Regions from separate parts of the Homo sapiens genome. Here region 1 is linked to region 2. Evidence: chromatin loops called from intact Hi-C (ENCODE). Cell type or tissue: transverse colon. All regions are shown on one strand. Links, peaks and the distances in the headings refer to the core of each region. The heading gives the core; the rest is flanking DNA.

Region 1 (2,913 bases), core at 220-2,719, 61 kb before region 2:
CAAATTGCAGGGCTGGGTGGGAGGTGTGGGGTGGGAGAGCAAGGGAGCTCAGCTGTGGAGCTTGAAAATAGCCATGTTCAAATTATCTCTGCATTTCTTCCACTGAGGAGCGTGAAGCCACTTGGAATCCGGTGCCTGCCAACTCCTCACCCACCCCTGACGCTTCCTATTTTCAACCCAGCCAGTGCACTCCCTCACTAACCCTCAGTGCTCAGCCGAGAGAGCTTTCTTGGGTTCCAGTTCCCAGACTCACAACTCCTATTCTGTCTGCTGCTACTCAGCCCTGGAAATGTTCTTGCCCTGTATTTCTGGCCTCTAAGGACGGAGGTGGAGGTGGGTGCAGCACGCACAGATGTGTCTGTAGACTCCCCTGTCTGGGCAGTGCACATTACCCATTTCAAACAGACCATAATCCCTGGTGGTCTTGCTCAAGTCTTGTCTTCTTTCTAACTTGGAGAACTATAGGCAGATGACAATGACCATTTACATTTTAATTTTTGAAGACTGAAACATCTTGGGGGATCAACCTTGCTGTCTCCATTAAATAGGTAAACTGAAGCCAAGAGAGGAGAGTTATGCAGACAAAGCAATGCAGCAAAAGTGGGTGATCTCAGCCCCGCACCCCGGTCTCCTGACTTTCACACTCAGCCCTTATCAGTGCCATTAGCTTTGCTCCTTGGCTACTGACCATCTCAGTCTGAGGTCTTCTGGGAGATTTTGCTCTGGTTTCATGTCCTCTAGTTAGCACCTTTTTTGTCTCCTGGCCCTGGTCCTTATGCCAAGATGGGGTGGCAGAGAGGATGCTGGGGCAGGAGGATGCGGAGCACAAAAGTATAGCTCATTGGCTGGCATTGCTTTTCATGATTTGACCATCCAGAAGCAGCTATTGCCATGAAAGAAGATAATGGCAGGAGAAAAGGCAAGATGACAAAAGAATCCCTACCAGAAGATTTGGGAGGTTGTTACTGACTTATTTCAGAAAGTCTTCTTTCTTCTCTTTTTTTCCTGCTCACCAAGTACGCATTAGCCCCAGGATGTCTGTGGGGAGGGCCAGCCTGCCTCTGTGTCCTTAGCAACCTCCAGGGTGTCTCCCTAAGTATGTCCCAGGGCCCTCTGCTAGAGCTCTGCCTCAGAGTTGATCTATCTGAACAGGTTAAATAAACAGGTCTGTGTTTGGGTTAATTATCACTGGTTCTGTTGCTCTCCATTACTGCTCCATCCGGGACTCTGGCCAAGGAACAGATGGGAGAGGCTGCATCATCACCCCTGCCTCCTCATTGTGTCTGGCTCTCCCTCCTTCTCTCTCTCTCTCTCTCTCTCTCCCCCCCTGTCCCGTTACCCCTTTCTGTCTCACTCCCTTCCTCCTTCCCTTCCTGCCTGCCTCTCTCTTCCTCCCTCCTTCTCTTATTCTCCACCTTCCTCCCTTTCTCTCTCTCTCCTCTTCTCTCTCCTAGCCCTGCTTCCCTGCCTTCCCTTCCCCCTCCCTATTTTTGCTCTTTCTCTCTCTCTCTCTTTCTCTTTTTGGCTGAGCAAATAGGCCAGATGGTGGTGAGGGGAACAGACAACAAGTGAGGCATGGCATATGGGGAGCTTGTTTAATTTCGGCTCCTGTAGGGAAGTAGATTGGAGGAGGTGAGCTACAAAAGCAGAAAATGGAAAGGGGAAGGGTAAGAAAAAAAAGAAAAGAAAAACAACAACAACAACCGACCCTTCCAAGGGGGAAATTGGATTCAATTTACTATTGTTGGCCAGTAGAAGCAGTTGAGAATGAACTGAATCGAAAGTAGAAAGTGCCCTTTTTGAATTTCAAAGGTACAGCACCCCCCCAACCCCCAACCTACAACAGACCTCACTTGTACCAGCTCCATATTGCCCAAGGATCTGGTTCTGGGAGAAGGGTCTGCCAGGGGCAGTGGGCATGGGCAGAGTTTCTTATACAACGTGGGATATGGCTGTGTGTTGGTGGATCAATTCCAGGAGAGAGAGGAAAAAGAAAATAGCTCTGTGGCTAAAATTAGGGGTCAAGGGAAGACTAGCCCCCATTTAACCTACCTCTTTTTTTCTACTAGTTGTCTGACTTGGTTTGATGCACCTTTTGTTTCGATTTTATTCTGCTCTACCCATGGACAGCTGCCCAACATAGCCACACCTCACCCTGCTGCCATTGTCTGCTCCCTTTGCATACTTGGAAAAGTGCAGGCAGGATCTCGGAGAAGTGAGTGTAAAGATGTCACTGAATGGCCCTCTAGCAGAAGCCTTTTGTTTTCAACCAAAATGTATTTAACCTTCATGGTGACTGCCAAGAATGTCAAATTTAAGGCTACATTAGCTGGAGTTTCTGGAGAGATTCTGGCCACATATAATGGCACATGCCTTGGTCTCATTGGTGTGCCATTCCCACAGATCAGCGAAATACTGCCTGCTACACCCCTGAACATTTCCACTCTGCCATTGCTGGCGAACCCCCACTCTCAGAGAGCAGGTGGATTTCTGACATCCAGGAAAAGCTGTGACCCAGTGCAGCGTTGAGTCTCAGGCTCCTGGGTCTCTGGGGACTGGAAGAGACCAGAAGCCTTAACAATTACCCTAGGAAAGGAGAATACAATCCAGGCTCATCTGCTGGAGCTGCACGCCTGCTCCCCCCTTCCCTGCAGGGGCCTCCCCAGCTCCACCAGGCAACCCGTTGTTCTGCAGCTGATAACCGGATTAGGCAGCAGAATGGGGCAGATGAGTACCCTGAGGGGCCCTGCCTGGGAACAGGGGCTCCCTGGCCTGGCGTGAGGGCTGCCACTGTCAACACCCTAAGCCGCTGCCTCCTGCAGGGCATTTGCATGTGTGTGCGCCCTACTGTACGCGCCCAAGAGCCAGTGGGAAATGCCGGCGGTGGCAGTTCACACGGGGCACTGCTGCACA
Region 2 (2,913 bases), core at 318-2,817:
TCCTTTCTTGCTCTCCTCTGCCAGGCAGAAATAATTGGCATACACCGTCCTCCAGGGAATCTCCTTTTCAAGGTTCAGATCAGAGCTGGTGCTTCCATCATTTTTTTTGCATCAATGTCACTGGCCCTGAATCTTTTTCTGAAACAGAGACAGTCATTCTTCTGAGGATCCAAATATTTTCTATGATAGTTTCTGCTCACCTTTCCTAGTCTGGTTTCATGGAAGAAAGATTCATAGATAAGTAGGTTGATTCTTGGAAAGAACCTTTGTGCAGATGGCTTTTGTTCCAGGAATCAATTATGAAGACCCACTGATACTTGTCAAGGCACAGGATTGGGGACTTTAGCTTTGCGAAAGTGTCTGACTATATACAACCAAAGAATAAGCGACAACTTTGCTTATTTGATCTCATTCAACTGGAATGCTCTCTTTCCTTGTCAGTACCCCATTCATTCTTCAAGAAAGGAGTGTCTTCCTCTGAAAAATATTCCTAGACTTCTTAGATTCCAGGTGTATCTTCCTTCCTCAGCATTCATCTTGAGCCCATGTATCTATTCCTTGTCCCACCCATGTGATTGCTTTATGCACACATCATAACTGAATCTGCTTGAGAGAGAAGGGAATGCCTATGTGTGGTTTGTCTCACAAAATCTAATAAGATGCCATATCCAGAACGATGACTCATAGTTACTTAATGAATTATTCAGGTCAAGCATGGCTTTCTCAACTATTCCTAGACTTTTCACTTCTCCTTAGTAATAGCAGGTCTTCATTTCTGGCCATGGGGTATGCACGTCGGTAACCTGCCAGTCCTCCAAGAACCAAGCTTTTTGTTTGTTTTTTGTTTTTGTTTTGTTTTCAGTAGGAATCAGCTATGTTCCCCTGGCATCAGAGGAAACCTGTAGGTATTTCTGTGGGTCATTTGGGCCTGGGTGTCCTTGAGTAGACGTTGAAAAGTATTCTTCCAAAGCACAGAGCCCCATGCGGAGTTAAAGCAAAGATCAGAAAACCAGAGAAGGTCTCGGGAGAGAACACACCATATAAGGTAAGGGCCAATATTTGCTTGCAGGGATTGGGGGAAGGGACATCCTTAGGAACCGAGAGTAATGACTTTGGTCTTCTGAAAGTGCTGTTCTGTTATATAGCAGGCCATTAAACTATGTTAACAGTCATATCAGTTATGTTCAAAATGCTGCTCCTTTGTATATAAACACAGTGGAGTTCTGTAGCTGTGAAGGCCCAGGCCCTTGGCACGGCTGTTCCAGGGTAGGTAGTAAAACGTTTCTTCAGGACTCTGCAGCAGCTGCCCTAATGGAACACTATTGACTTGAGTTACATCGGAGCTAAATATAGCTGGTGCAGTCATGTCCACAGGATTGCATCTGATAGCCAGGACAGAATGTGCTTCTTAGAGACATGCACTTCTTAGACTGAGTCTCCCAGAAGCTGCTTCGAGACTCCTGCCCTTTCCCTTTCCTCCATTATTTTCTCTCTTGATTACTCTTTCTTTTCACTTTTCCTCTTCCAGCTTTCCTGTTCTTCCCCTCTCCATACTTTAGGTCTCACTTCCTCAATAGTGAAAACAAGGAGTTGGGCATCTTTAAACTACCATTCTTAAATTCTTACATTTATCTTTTCTCTCTGTATTCTTTTCTCTTCACCTCTTTTTCACTATTTTTCTCATTCTTTACATTTCTTAATTTTTCTCTATAACTCTTTCACTTTATCCACCTCTAAACAGGGTATATTCTTTAAAAGAAACTTTTTCCTATCTAGCTAAAATTTACTGTTTTCAGGAAGAAAACTCAGATTTAGACAATTGAATATTTTTTCATTAAGTAGTGATGTCTTCTCATGGTCTGTTGCAAAATGACAGAGAAGTATGAGGTAAACTAGCATATTATTGGAACTATTTTTTTTCTCCTTTTTCATCCCTCACTCTTTTGGCTAATTAGTTATCAGGACAAGGTAAGAGGTTGTGTCTGCAATAAGTAAATTGTTTTTAGCCATCCATACCTTTTGGCAAACCAGTTGCCCAAATACACATGATTTTGAAAAAAGAGAGGCACTTGAAACAAAGAAAGGAAACCAAGAGGTTATAAAATTGAACAAGTTAATCTCTTATGTCTTAAAGTGGAGGATATAGTGTGTGCATGGTTGTGCAAGTCTGTGAGTCAGTGTGTGACATTTATTTCCATTCAGGTTATGAGGATGAAAGAGGAGAATATGTAGATGGGCTTAGGCCAGGCGATTTTGACCAAAATGTTATGTATTCCTCATCATGGAATATTCTAATTTGCTTCAAATCATGTGAACCTCATTTCAAGCAGCAGATATTTTCCTGAAGAGATATGAATTTTTGTAAACTGTAGAGTCCGTGGAGAGCCTGGAGAACATTCTGGCAGAATATGACAGGTAGAATAGGGTAAGAGAGCTGTTCGAAAGTAATCCTGTGGCTAACTTATTTTGCAAGATTTGGTTTTGGGATCTGGGTTTTCCCCTCCCTTTTAATGGGTACCTTAAAAAGAATGAATGCTTTTACTAAAGGATCCCAAAGTATTTTCATAATTCTCATGGTCTATGAGAGAACATGCAGTTCTATCCACTATGAGGAAGGCAAAAGCCCATAAATATGGTTCAACTTGCCCCAAGCACACAAACAGAGAACTTGAGTATTATAAAGGGATTTGGGGACCATTAAATCCAGCCCTCTTCTTATTAGTAAAAAGAATGAGCTCAACGTGGGATGGTGATTTCTGATAGAGCTTGCATCGTTTCTTACACTCTCATGGTTTTTTTCTCCGGATATGGGGGAACATCCTTAAGGGCCCTGTGCAAAGGCTTCCACTCCTCCAGGCCATGTCACCTATCAGTCTGTGTGACATGTGTTTCACAGAACACACAGTGAGACAT

Evidence for each region. Peaks named below come from ENCODE experiments on the same cell type or tissue, not always from the same donor. Only the 100,000 strongest peaks of a DNase experiment are listed, where the experiment ranks them.
Region 1: it touches region 2 in a loop (4-fold over the local background); 7 of 110 quality-filtered maps call a loop at or near these places.

Annotation. Positions count from the first base shown.
Region 1 is chr18:44,741,650-44,744,562 of GRCh38, forward strand. The region is part of intron 2 of SETBP1 (SET binding protein 1); the gene reads left to right. Among named protein-coding and RNA genes, the nearest start is that of SETBP1, 62 kb to the left of the region's middle. RefSeq lists enhancers at 709-2,913, 2,543-2,913. In transverse colon, for the core only: no CTCF peak of the experiment used is centred there; a DNase peak (open chromatin) is centred at 1,214; H3K27ac peaks cover 2,500 bases.
Region 2 is chr18:44,802,055-44,804,967 of GRCh38, forward strand. The region is part of intron 2 of SETBP1 (SET binding protein 1); the gene reads left to right. Among named protein-coding and RNA genes, the nearest start is that of SETBP1, 120 kb to the left of the region's middle. RefSeq lists enhancers at 972-1,021, 1,080-1,562. In transverse colon, for the core only: no CTCF peak of the experiment used is centred there; a DNase peak (open chromatin) is centred at 1,277; H3K4me3 peaks cover 472 bases; H3K27ac peaks cover 2,500 bases.